3 separate regions of the Homo sapiens genome follow, and all the other regions are linked to region 1. Evidence: chromatin contacts called from ENCODE Hi-C or POLR2A ChIA-PET data. All regions are on one chromosome and are shown on one strand. Each heading gives the region's core, a stretch centred on a gene start or an enhancer-like site at or near the end of the contact. The rest is flanking DNA. Distances are from core to core; before and after follow the strand shown. Region 1 has its middle 31 kb from the start of ADGRF4. Region 2 has its middle 25 kb from the start of TNFRSF21. Region 3 has its middle 17 kb from the start of CD2AP.

The links. Hi-C counts contacts between places; a loop is a spot of excess contacts on that map. ChIA-PET counts read pairs that join two places held with the same protein, here RNA polymerase II (POLR2A). Pooled maps may share reads with other maps.
Region 2: a loop to region 1 is called in a map with no recorded cell type, with 2.2 times the contacts of the local background. The contact joins two enhancer-like sites. A Hi-C loop is called at or near these places in 3 of 37 single-sample maps with no recorded cell type and 1 of 50 pooled maps. POLR2A ChIA-PET finds 5 or more read pairs at or near these places in 2 of 52 experiments (A673 and OCI-LY7).
Region 3: a loop to region 1 is called in a pooled map of right cardiac atrium, with 1.8 times the contacts of the local background. The contact joins two enhancer-like sites. A Hi-C loop is called at or near these places in 3 of 37 single-sample maps with no recorded cell type and 7 of 50 pooled maps. POLR2A ChIA-PET finds 5 or more read pairs at or near these places in 4 of 52 experiments (A673, H1, OCI-LY7 and 1 more).

Annotation. Positions count from the first base shown.
Region 1 is chr6:47,727,148-47,731,644 of GRCh38, reverse strand. No RefSeq gene overlaps it. Among named protein-coding and RNA genes, the nearest start is that of ADGRF4, 31 kb to the right of the region's middle. Within about 2 kb of position 2,449, at least 3 of the 41 ENCODE cell types and tissues checked have a DNase peak (open chromatin) inside an H3K27ac peak, as active enhancers do.
Region 2 is chr6:47,333,077-47,337,573 of GRCh38, reverse strand. No RefSeq gene overlaps it. Among named protein-coding and RNA genes, the nearest start is that of TNFRSF21, 25 kb to the right of the region's middle. Within about 2 kb of position 1,938, at least 3 of the 41 ENCODE cell types and tissues checked have a DNase peak (open chromatin) inside an H3K27ac peak, as active enhancers do.
Region 3 is chr6:47,458,099-47,462,595 of GRCh38, reverse strand. No RefSeq gene overlaps it. Among named protein-coding and RNA genes, the nearest start is that of CD2AP, 17 kb to the left of the region's middle. Within about 2 kb of position 2,140, at least 10 of the 41 ENCODE cell types and tissues checked have a DNase peak (open chromatin) inside an H3K27ac peak, as active enhancers do.

The DNA.
Region 1 (4,497 bases), core at 1,200-3,699:
TTACTCATAAATTAATCATAGAGGGAAGCTCTCCAAAAACTACACAGATATAACTCTTAGCAACTCTGTTGTCACCCACTCCTAACTCTGGCTGACAGCAGATTGTAGAGTAGTTAAGGGTCATTGTTGAACAAGTCTCAGTTTTAATCTAGTAAAGAAAACAGAAACTTGAGAAATTAGTCAGAGAAAAGTATGTCCTATGACATCCTAATTATTCATTATTTATTCAGATAATTAAATGACGTAAGAATAGTAGGACAAGAAAAATAAAGATGTGAGTATTCAAAAATAGAGGGCTGTCTTTATTCATTTAACACTAGATTGTATACATAGAAAAATCTACAGATAAGAGATTAGAAAATATAAGTAAATTTAGCAAGGCTGCTAGATGTAGGAGCAATACACAAAGAAGGAAATTTTTTTCTACATAACAGAAAAACAATTAAAAACGAATACTTTTAAAATAACAAAAATATCAAAAAACACCAAATACCTAAAAGTGAAAAATATACAAGACACAGAGAAAACTACAAAACATGTGGAGAAATTAAAGAAAACCCATTGACCAAAAGACTAAGATGGAAGGGTAAACTATGTTGATGAATTAAAGACAAAAATCTGCAAAGATATTAACTTCCTACAAATTCAATTTAATTCCAATCAAAATTCAGCAGATTGTTTTTGTGTATATTGACAAACTGTATTTAGACTCATCATTGCATAAGGTTAGGCTTAGGACAGCAAAGTTTTAAACCTAACTCTGCCTCTTTAGGCTCAGGACAGCAAAGTTTTAAACCTAACTCTGCCTCTTTCTATGTGACCCAGACCAACCGACTTCACCTATCTGAGTCTCACTTTCCACTTCTATTAAAGTGGAGATAATAATGTCTCCCTCACAGGACTCCTGTGCAGATAAAATTGGCAAGTTAAATAATGTTTTTCAGTTATCTACTCCTCATATTTCCTATTTGTCTCTCTCCTTCTGTAAACTATAAGCTCTTTGAAGACAGGGACTGGGTTTTGTTCACAATTAAAAGTCCAGCGAAGATGCTCAATAAATTTTGCATCAATAAATGTGTTTTGAAATATACAATAAGAAACAGATGGCATTTCAAGCAAATATTGTGCAAGAAGGAGCTCCTGTAGGAGATAAGAAGGGTTTCCTAGTAAGTGGGCAAGTATGTGATTAAGGTATCTGGGAGCAGACTCCTACTCAAGTCAGGGAGGGATCTGGGAATCAGTCCCTGGGGAAAAGGAAAGACTGGAGCAAAGTGAAGGCCCAGATTTATATGGACTTAAAATCAGAAAGGAGGATCAATACATGGCACAGAGTCGCTATTAGGGCTGGTACAATATGGAAAGTTGGCTCCAGGAGAATGGTGGAAGCCCTGTTACAACTGGGGCACATGATCAAAAAATAAGCAAGGAGTTTCATTAGATATTGAATCACTCAGCTCATAATGAAAAAGACTTCTTATACTTCCTTCTGAAGGTCAAAATCAGTCCTAAAGCCTAAGGCGAGGTTGATCCTGAAGTTTAAGTGAAGTGAACTTCACTAGGGAAAAACATTTCTTCAGAGATTGGGGTCTAAGCAGAATCATTACATATTGGAGACCCTTATATACACATTGATTAAAACATAAAAAAAAATGAAATAATTGTTTTCTTTAACCCTATTGGGGGGACTTTTTATGTGCAGGTCTTCTCCACTTAGCTCCCTTTGGTGACAGGGCTGGACAGCAGCAGCAGGGGATGGAAGAAAGAAGCAGCTCTTCCTTGAAATCTTCTGAGACCTCAACAGAGGAAGCTTATGGGAATGGACAGGAAGCTGGACTGAGCTCACTTGCCTAGAGGACTATTCCTATGTGGAGTGAGCAGCTACCCAACTCCCAGAGCCCAGACGGGCTGAGTAGCCAGGGCTTGACTGGCCATGAGCACTGCCTAAGGGGTCTAGGATACTTCACAGGGTACAGTAGCCAGACCAGGAGTGGGTGGTGACAAGTGATCTCAGGGGGCTGACCAATGGAGCAAGGTCCAGCCAGAGCATGGGACAGCATCCAAGAACCAAGCTGCCCAGAGGAGGTGTGAGAGCTCTGGTCTTACAAGGTACAACTCAGATCAGGACACTAACCACAGCATGATAGCTGTTTAGTAAACCAGACCCTGCCAATACAGGAGATAAAGGAAACAACAACAGGCTGAAGACACCCAGAACCCCTGGCTCATCTTCATCTCACCTAAACCAGGTTGATGGTAGCAAATCCCAGGTCCTAATCACTGCTGTGCATGAAACTCTGAGCATGCTTTCCAAATTATTGGCATTGGCTCAAAAATGGGCAAAGCTGAGCTGGTAAGTAAAAGGCCTCATTATAACAGTGCAGAAGCTAGGAGGTAAGGGCTAAGGTGAAGATTCTAGGCAGACAGCATGATTCAGAGGTGACTCAAGTAGACTGTAGTAGGAAACCTTAAGCAGGAAGCCTTGAGTCTGCAGCTTAAGCCACTGCTTCAGTGTCTACGGTGAAAGATTCACTTATATTTGAAACACTTTTCTTTAAAAAACAGAGAGCAAAGATTAGACAGGAAATAACCAAGAAAGACACGTGACCTTACCCCAGAAAGACAAAGGTGTTCTTGTGGATCCCAGGTGCCTGGTCCAGCCCCATTCACCAAGACTGACTTCCTCATAGGAATATTATTGCACTAAGAAGTCCTTGTGAAAAAGAGACATGATTGAAACATCCTCTCTGCAGTTTTTCTTTGTGACAACAGCAGATCAGGGACTTGGAGATTCAGGATTGATTGCAGCCCATTTTTCCACTCTGTCCATGGTGAGAGGTGAAGAAAGAGATGGACAGAAGAGTTATGACTTACATGACTGGTGGTACTCAGGTGTTCTCAGAGCTCAGAACATATTCCAGAGCCTGATTTATTTCCTGATTTCTTTACAATAAATCACTCTGAAAACCAAGAACACTAGAATATAGACTGCTTGTACACTAAAATCAGAGCTCCTTTGGAAATGGGTGGCCCATTCCTGGGAGGAACAATCATATCTCAAGGTGCATTTATCCTGGGTAGCCACATCAGCCCTGTGTTTTCTCTTTACATAGTTCCAGTAGCCTGCAAGGTCACTGATGGGTAGCTCTCTAATAATGGCTTAGTAACTCAAAATATTTGGATCCCAGATTTATTTGGCTGCTATGTGGCTTATTTTTTTTAAGTGAGCCCTACTTCCATTGAGCACATGTTCTCTGTCAGAAAATTTTCATAAACATACAGTCTATCGTGCAAAACATCAGACTATCAATTACTTCCACTTACTCTGAGCAAAGAATATCATTAGTATACCAAAAAAAATAGTTTTCTATGAATGGCATCCTTGTTCACATTCCCTGAAGAGCAGAATCTGAGATGGAGGTTTGTTTGCATAAAGTTTATTGGGGAGTATTTCTGAGGGGGAATGAAAGCAGCCAGATTGGGAAGAAGGAAGAGATGAACTATGAAGCAATGAACAGTGGCCTCTGCTGATCCCACAGGAAGCTCTGGAGCTGAGTGGTCCTTCAGAAATGTTCCAAATTGAGCAAGGCCTTTATGGTTAATGTCATTCAATCATTGCATGCAAGCTGACCTTGGCATGATATAGAGAGAGGCAGTTTACTTCAGTTCTTGGAGGACAATGCTTAGGGTGTGATGTGGTTTGTCCCCACCCAAATCTCATCTTGAATTGTAGCTCTCATAATTCCCACGTGTTGTGGGAGGGACCCAGTGAGAGGTAATTTAATCATGGGGTGGGTCTTTCTGGTGCTGTTCTCATGATAGTGAATAAGTCTCATGAGATCTGCTGGTTTTATAAAGGGATATTCTCCTACACAAGCTCTCTTGCCTGCCACCATGTAAGACGTGCCTTTGCCTTCAGCCATGATTGTGAGGCCTCTCCAGCCATGCTGAACTGTGAGTCAATTAATCTTCTTTCCTTTATAAATTACCCAGTCTTGGGTGCAGCTTGAGAACAGCTGTAAGCCATTAGCCAGCAACACTCCTGGCAGCTGGGGGAATGAGTGACTTGATCCTGAAAGGAAGGTCATGGTAGTGCCTCACCACATCCACTGTAATTGGTTTCTTCAAGATAGTTGCTTTGAGAATATAAACGGATGGCCATTTTCACAACAAACTCCTTGCAGTACAACACTGCATCATGTTTGTCTTTATAACTACTACACTATACTAGCTGCTCTGATGCTTTTTGCAAATAGCTAACTTCAACAAATATTTAGATTGGAATTGCCTGAAATAAAATCCACCCTATTATTGGCCTATTATTTTGAAAATGGAAATAAAAGACCCCACAGTGGAGCTAAGAATAAAAAGCTTGTTTGTGCAGACTTGTAATGATAATAATGCATTGTATCCAACTTTTGTTCCAATAAATAAATACATATTCTCATGAAGAATTTCATTCATCTAAAAATATCTCTAGGCATGTATATTAGCTTGCTA
Region 2 (4,497 bases), core at 689-3,188, 390 kb after region 1:
TAGGCTGGACTGCATCCTGCTGGAGGCTCTAGGGGAGAATCCATTTCCTTGCTTTTTTCAGCTTCCAGAAGCCACCTACATTCCTGGATTCATAGCTTTCCTCCTCTGTCTTCAAAGGGCATCACTCTTATTGCTGCGTCCATCAACACATCTTCTTCTTCCTTTGACCTTCTGTCCCCTGTCTTATAAGGACCCTTGTGATTACATTTATAGCTCACTAGATAACCCAGGATAATCTCATCTCAAGATCCTAAGTTCAGTTACACCTGCAAAGTCTCCTCAACTCAGTTACACCTGCAAAGTCTCCTTGGCTATATAAAGTAACATTCACGGGATCTGGCCATTTAAGATGTGAATATTTTAGGGGGAGGTTATTCAGTTTACCATAACCATCCATGGTCTGTTCCCACTTCCACACTTCCTCAGGTAGACTTCAAAATCTGTCTTTGTGAATCTTCCACTGCATACACCCTTAACACCCTTGCCCTGTCCCCTTTCTGTTATAAGCTTCACCCCTGTGTAACCTAGCCCTCCACCTCCTACATGTCTGCACCCAGGCAGCTCAACAAGTCTGGACTGAAACACAATTGTGCTAGTGGGTCCCACCTGACATTTTAAACCCCAGCTCTCAGGCAGGCTCTCAGTGCTAAGGCAGAATTCTTGACATAGGCAGGGCACAGACAGGCTGGGGTGAGGTAGAATAATTCAGGCTTGAGATAATTCACAAAGCCAATGAATGACAGATAGGAAGGGTTAAACAGGGGTAAGAAAATTCTACCTGGATTTAAAAAATGAATTTTGAGGAACATTTGCCCTGATTGTGAAGACTTTGTGTGTGAAGACTTCTTGGTGATGAAATTCTAAGGCAAAGTGAAAAAATTGTGCAGCCAGCCCAAAACAAAGGAATCAATTCTAAGTCTGCTAAGAAGCTTGTGGGAAAAGGTCTTGTAAGTACAGGGCTTAACTTAATGGGGGAAGACAGAAAATGGTAAGATAAACACAGAAGGAAAAAATGTAATGCCAGGTAGAGAAAAATGCTGATAAAGGCAAAATAGGAAAGTGGATGGAGAATGACAGGGATTGCTATTTTAGAAGGGGGGCCAGAGAGGGCTTCTCTGAAGTGATGGCTGTGAGTGGAGGATACAATGAAGGAGTGAGAAAGGAGATTGGCAGGCAGAGAGAACAGCAAGTGCAAAAACCCTCAAGGCAGGGTTTGCTTGGCAAGTTTAAGGAACAGCATGGAAGTCAGTGTAGCTGGAGCAGAGGGAGCATGGAAGGGAGTGATACGTGAAGTTGGAGGGGATTCCAGAGGTCACACCATGGAGGGGCTTTGAGGACTTCTCGTCATTGTTTGGCTGCTCCTTTGATGGGGGAGACATGCCCTTCTCCCTGTATCCACCGAGAGTCATACTGCATTCAGCAATAGCCTGCTCATGTGTTACCTCTGCCAAGAAGCCCACTGGTTTCTCCTAGAGGCATTACTGACAGGCCTCCTGCATTCTCCCCTGGCTCTGGGAGTATGTGATGGAAAACCAAGTGTTTTTCTTACACACCCAATATAGAATACGTCACCTCTGGTCACCAAAATGTGTGTGGGGATTTTTTTTCTCACACACCAAAAGCAATTTTCCAGTGAACACTGTTAAAGCAAACTAAATATGGGCTGAGAAGGACTCCGTAATTTTATATTTGAGACCTGGTGGATGAACTGTAACCTTATTAAGATAAGCAGACAAGTTGAAAACCTAACTTAGGACTATGTGCCTGTAACAATAGCTGAGTCTTGGCCAATCCCAGAGGCCATATTTCAACCACTCGTAGACTGCTAAGTGTTCAAACTGTGTTCAAATAAAGCAAACACCAATCTGTAACCAATCCAGCTGTTTCCGTACCTCACTTCTGATTTCTGTATGTCACTTCCCTTTTTTGTTTGTAAATTTGTTCTGACCACGAGGCACGCTTGTAGTCTCTCTGAATCTGCTGAGTCTGAGGGCTGTCCTATTCGCGAATCATTCATTGCTCAATTAAACTCCTTTAAATTTAATTCAGCTGAAGTTTTTCTTTTAACACCAGCAACTGGGTGTCCTATAATTTAATTCAATAATGACACTATCTACCTGGAATTAGAGTCAGATTCCACAGGTTAAGGGCTCAGTCCCACAAAACTGCCCTCCAACTTCAGATGCCCATCACAATTAGTAGGTCACCTATACTTGTGACCAAACAGCTGTAAATCAGAATTCCTCCTCCTTGAGTTTGATTAATTTGCTAGAGAGGCTTACAGAACTCAGGGAAACAACCTACTTAATCTACGCATTTATTATAAACGATATTACAAAAGATACAGATGAAGAGCCAGATGGAAGAGATGCATACATAGGGCAAGGCGTGTGGGAAGGGACACAGAGCTTCCAGGCCATTTCTGGGTAGGAGTCTCTACCTATTCAGCCACCTGGAAGCTCTCTATACCATGGTCCCTTTGGATTTATATTGAAGCTTCATTACATAGGTGTAATTGATTACATTTCTGGTCATCGAGGATCCATTTAACCTTCAGCCCCTCTTGCGTTCTCTGAGATCAGGGAATGGGGCTTAAAGTTTCAGCCTTTAGTCATATGGTTGGTTCCCCTGGCAAACAGCCTCCATCCTGAGGCTATCCAGAAGCCCACCGAAAGTTGCCTCACTAGAACAAAAGATGCTCTTATTACCCAGGAAGTTCTAAAGGATTTAGGAGCTCTGTGTCAGACACTCGTATCACTCAGGAAATTACAAAGGTTTTAGATGCTCTGTGTCAGGAACTAGGGTCAAAGACCAAATATTAGAACAAAAGATTCTCCTAGCATCTCTATCTACAAGATAGAGCACTTCTATCAAAGCAGGAACAGAGACCAAATACATGTTTCTAACTAGATTGTGGTATTGCAAGTACCTTACCTTGGGGGAAGCTATCACTTCTCAAGATCACAGTCTTTGTATAGGACAAAGTTACCTTCCCATGAGAGTTGAAATGATCCATCCCTTCCCAAGCCCCAGTATCTGAGTCACCACCATGTAATAGGATCTTTTAGAGGATTTGCTTTTTCCTCTTATATTTGAAAAACAATTTTGCTTCCTTCTCCATTGTCTGGTTCTGTTTACATCTTATATTTTTGCCTTTTTATATAATTCACATTCTTGGCATTTGGGGTGGTAAGGAGTTCACAAGTATAGGAGGGGTCAGGGAGGAGGAGGGGTGAGAGAAGAGGGAGGAGCTTGGACAAAGAAGCTGAGAGCATAAGATCAAAAGAAGAGTAAAGAAACAAAATAGAAAAAAGAAGGGGCAGTCTGATCCCTGGGAAATCAGCTCTCACACCATTGCTGTCCATGGGAGTGGGACTCCTTGACTCCTGCCTGCTGTAGCTAAAATGACAGAGGGCTGGGGGGCTCATATTTGAGGATACGAAGGGTAAAAATGAGCCTCATGTTTTAAATGCAGTCATTAAAATGGTTAACATTAAGGACTAAAAAGGCAAAACCCAATGTTAACAATAACAATAATAAAGATAATATATAACTTTTTTTAATGGATCTCATCACTCTGGTGTTTTTTTTTTATTATTATACTTTAAGTTCTAGGGTACATGTGCACAACGTGCAGGTTTGATACATAGGTATACATGTGCCATGTTGGTTTGCTGCACCCATAAACTCGTCATTTACATTAGGTATTTCTCCTAACGTTATCCCTTCTGAGGCCCCCAAACCCTGACAGGCCCCGGTGTGTGATGTTCCCCACCCTGTGTCCAAGTGTTCCCATTGGTCAATCCCCACCTATGAGCGAGAACACGCAGTGTTTGGTTTTCTGTTCCTGTGTTAGTTTGCTGAGAATGATGGTTTCCAGCTTCATCCATGTCCCTGCAAAGGACGTGAACTCATACTTTTTTATGCCTGCATAGTATTCCATGGTGTATATGTACCACATTTTCTTAGTCCAGTCTAACATTGATGGGCATTTGGGTTGGTTCCAAGTCTTTGCTCTTGTGAATAGTGCTGCAATAAACATACATGTGCATGTCTTTACAGTAGCATGACTTATAATCCTTTGGGTATATACCCAGTAATGTGATTGCTGGGTCAAATGGTATTTCTAGCTCTAGATCCTTGAGGAATCACCACACCGTCTTCCACAATGGTTGAACTAATTTACACTCCCACCAACAGTGTAAAAGCATTCCTATTTTTCCACATCCTCTTCAGCATCTGTTGTTTCCTGACTTTTTAATGATTGCCCTTCTAACTGGCATGAGATGGTATCTCATTTTGGTTTTGATTTGCATTTCTCTGATGACCAGTGATAATGAGCATTTTGTCATGTGTCTGTTGGCTGCATAAATGTGTTCTTTTGAGAAGTGTCTGTTCATATCTTTGCCCACTTTTTGATGGGGTTGTTTTTTTCTTGTAAATTTGTTTGAATTCTTTGTAGATTCTGGATATTAGCCCTTTGTCAGATGGGTAGAT
Region 3 (4,497 bases), core at 891-3,390, 270 kb after region 1:
TTTTCAATTTTTACTCTCAATATAGTTCACTGAGTTTTGGCTCACGATCCCTTTCTCTATCCTTAAAGCCAGCAACTTTGAATCTCTGATCATTCTTCAGTAACTTGCACATGTTTTGGTTATTCATAACTGAGAAATTTTTTAAATAATATAGGGCAAAACAAAATCAAGTAAACTAAAATAGAAAGATCGCCAATGATTCTGATACAGGTAGTCCACAGACCAGGGTTTAGTAACCTCATCAATTGCTACTTGTTGAAGTAAGTGTGTTTTCTATTTGGTTCACTTGAGGAAGATCATAGTTAGGTGAATCAGTAATTGATAATTACTGAAATTCAGTTTTATTTTATTGTTATCATTTATCAGTTAAAAAATAATCTCTACTGTTACTTGGATTTTTTTCTTTATCTGCATTTTGCCCTGATTTGCTACTTTTTCACTCATAGTTTAGTGTGACTAATTAACTAATAGATACACACAAGGCTGACTTTTGCAATAAATTCTTACGTTCAATTACCCATCACTTATATAAGGCTAATCACTTGGACTGAACTCCTGAAGCCAGGAAGCCCAGTTCCACCATTGACACTTGCAAGGATGCAGGCATGATGCCAAAAGGGGAACAGTTGTCTAGGATAGTCTTGTAAAATCAAACCTGTTACACTGAAAATATTTTAGAAGTAAATGAAATATAATGCAATTCTGAGAGCCTAGAAAAAGGATTTATTTAAAGAAATGTGGACAGAAATGGGGAATCCAGAGAAAGTACTGTTTTGTCTGGGGAAGATACTGAATTGATTTATGCAGAGTTTGGGTTAATAGTTGGCTAGACATGGTGGCTCACGCCTGTAATCCCAGCATTTTGGGAGGCTGAGGCAGGCGGATCACAAGGTCAGGAGATCGAGACCATCCTGGCTAACACAGTGAAACCCCGTCTCTACTAAAAATACAAAAACAAAATCAGCCGGGCGTGGTGGCAGGTGCCTGTAGTCCCAGCTACTCGGGAGGCTGAGGCGGGAGAATGGTGTGAACCCAGGAGTCAGAGCTTTCAGTGAACTGAGATCGCGCCACTGCACTCCAGCCTGGGTGACAGAGCAAGACTCCATCATAAAAAAAAAAAAAAAAAAAGTTGGAGATTGTCTCTCAAATAGCAGAGTCTGAGCAGTCAGATGAAATGAGGAACTGAAATTTAAGAGAGCAGCAATGCTGCTGAGCACATGTGTTTAATAATCACCAAACACATTTGGAACCTTTATTAAATATACAGCTAAATATGCCTTACCACAGGCCAACATGTATACTAATGTCTCTCTCATAGAAGTATAAAGTGAAAATTCTCAGTAAGAAATGAGTAGAAATGAACTGAGGCTTTCTCTCTGAGAAATGTATTGTGAATACGGCTCTAACTGCAATTGTATCATTGACCCCTCTGAGCATATGTCATTGAATTGGCCTGTGGATTCCCAGAGGCTGAAGGAATAGGTAGAAAACAGTGTATTCAGCCCCTAGGTGACCACAGTGCAGCATCCTGGTAAACATCTGGTGATTTCTATGGCAATAAGAGATTTCTGGGAGGGTAGGATTTTTTTCTTTTTGTTTGTTTGTTTGTTTGTTTGTTTGAGACACAGTTTCGCTCTTGATGCCCAGGCTGGAGTGCAGTGGCACAATCTCAGCTCACTGCAAACTCCGCCTCCTGGGTTCAAGGGATTCCCCTGCCTCAGCCTCCCCAGTAGCTGGGACTATAGGTGTGCATCACCATGCCCGGCTAATTTTGTATTTTTAGTAGAGATGGGGGTTTCACCATGTTGGTCAGGCTGGTCTCGAACTCCTGACCTCAGATGATCCACCTGCCTCGGCCTCCCAAAGTGCTGGGATTACAGGCGTGAGCCACTGCGCCCAGCCGGTAGGATTTTATTCTTTACTATTGGCTCAATGGTAGCTTCAACTCTTTGTAGTTAGGTCATTCATTGATTAGAAAAACAGATGTATAACTTTGTGTGGGAACACTTAAAACAAGTCCTTTCTCTCACACACACACACCACACACACACAAAGAGGCTGCCTTCAAAAGTTAATCATTGACTAGAACCAGGAAGACAGCTCCCAGCTGCTCTCATTAATACAAATATGTACCTAAAGAAATCTACCTATCCCTGCATGATTCCCTGAAGCATTCATTGGGTGTGGAGGAAGAAATTGCTTCAGGCACTGAGTGATCTGACCCATGACCAGAAACCTGAATCCAGCAAAGGACAAAGTTGCGCACATTGCGTCAGATACAATTTCTGCCATTTACCAGGAAGAACTAGGGGAACCAGGAGAAGGGCCACCTGCTTGGGGCGGGTGAGTCCAGGCGCCCAGATGACTTGGGCCTTTTCTAAGAGTGACCGGAGGAATGCTACCGTGGGACTGTGCATTGAGGTAGCTGGTGATTTTCCTGTGCCTGTAAGGCCCAATGTAAAAGCTTTGCTTTGTCAGTAAACCCCCTTTTGCATCCAAGATGCTGGGAAATGTGGCTGTTGGCAACAGATATCAAACAGAATAATCCTGTTGCTGGGATGGTGATCTCTGCAGCCTGCTTTCACATTACTGAGAGGCTCAATGCATCTACTCAAAAGTACTTTCTGGATCCCTCCTGAAGTTCTTTGAACGCAGAGATATTCTGCGCTGTTCTGTGAGCCTCTAAGTGCTTCTTTATCAAGGGTGGGGGTCGGGGGAGCGCATGAAATGTGTCTGATGGAGGTGAGGGAAAGAAGAGCCAGAAAGTTCACTGGACTAGTGGATTAGAGGAGTGGTTCAATTTACTGTTATTTGAGGCAGCAGAGTCCCTTTTATTTTCCCAAATGAAATTTTATGCACAGCCATCACATAGAAAAGCAGAACTTTGTGTATTTGAGGCTGGATTTTGGGGATAAGCCTCCTGCTGGACTCTGAAAGTTGACTGTCTTGAATTTTGAAAACCACTACAATTGAGATTCATTCCTTTAAAATAGCAATTGTTCTCCTTTCAAGTTGAAAACCTGTGCAATGACTATGTCAAGCCAGAATCTATCCACAATTTAATGCCTCTTGGTATGAATTAGTTTAAATTAGATTTCTTTTTTTTCCTAATAACTGAAATAAATGCACTAAAGAATGTTAATGAAATAGAGGGAAAATAAAATTATTTTTGAAGCATGAGACACTGGTGACATAGGGAGACATATTAAAATGTCTTGGGAGGGGGTTTGAGCACTGGATTTGGTTAGCAGAGCTATACAGTAGAATACTGTAATCATGAGGAGTGACTTATTGCCACTTTCTGTGGCACTTATGCCATTTATTGCCTCTGTGACCTTGGTCAAGTTACTTGACCTCTCTGTGCCTTGGTTTCCTCATTTATAACATGACCTCATATCTTATAGGATTCTTTTGAGATTCAAATATATTGATTTTTTTTTAAGTCTTAGGACAATGTCTGACACATAGTAAGTACCTGTAAGTGTGCGAAGTAACCCTTTTTGAATCAGGGTTCATAAAACCTGTAGGTGTCTTTGCCTTAAATGTTACACACACTAAGGCAGTTACACAGAAGTTATCATTTCTCTGACACTAGCATGTAGTTTTTTGCTTTACTCAGACACAATGTAATAAAAGTTGGTCTCGGCTGAGGGACAGAGACAGAGTAAACCAGTGACAGAATAATAAAGAGGTACATCTGAGACCCGTTAACCACAGCTCTGTAGATAAAATAAAAATGAAATACTAAAGAAGATGTTTTAAGTTAAAATGTTTTATTTTAAGTTGGCATAGTATTTAATATTGTATTAGAAAACTCTTATGTATACCTTAACTGTGGTCATCACATATAAACACATTTTTGCTCTTTTCTCATTTAATGAGAGATACATTATTAGATTACTTTATTTATGAAAGAAAGCTTATCAACAAATTTTAGAAGCTATATCATGCTTATTTTTCAGAAGCATTTAAGGAGAAAATGTAGATAAAATTTAACTGTTATAGAATAAAAAATTAATAAATGATTTCATAAATTGGTTTTTGGAATTTTACATTTTCCACTAAGGGAAAATCAACTGTTCTGTTTTAATTTGTGTTTTGTTTATTAATGATGTGATCGCAGAAGTTGTAAGCACCTCCCTGCAAATGACACATTGTGTAAGTAGAGGTGTCTAATGTATGAATAGCCATGGTGGCCATAATCCTTATGATAGTTCTATGTTTAACTTTGATTTTTGAATCAATCAATACCTTTGGATCTGTTTTTTAAGAGTTCGCTTTGGTAACTGCATCTTATGGATATAGAGAGGATCAGTCTGAAATCAGCTTAGAGAAGTATCATATTAATGGTTCTCACTGATATCTTGTTCTTTGCCATTAGTGTTTCTCCAGTTTCTAGGTTTTTAACAAACAACCCATGATGAGTATAAATTTAACAATATATAACTAAAAATGATCTAAAGCTGTATATTGATCAAAAACTTATAGCAGCTAGTA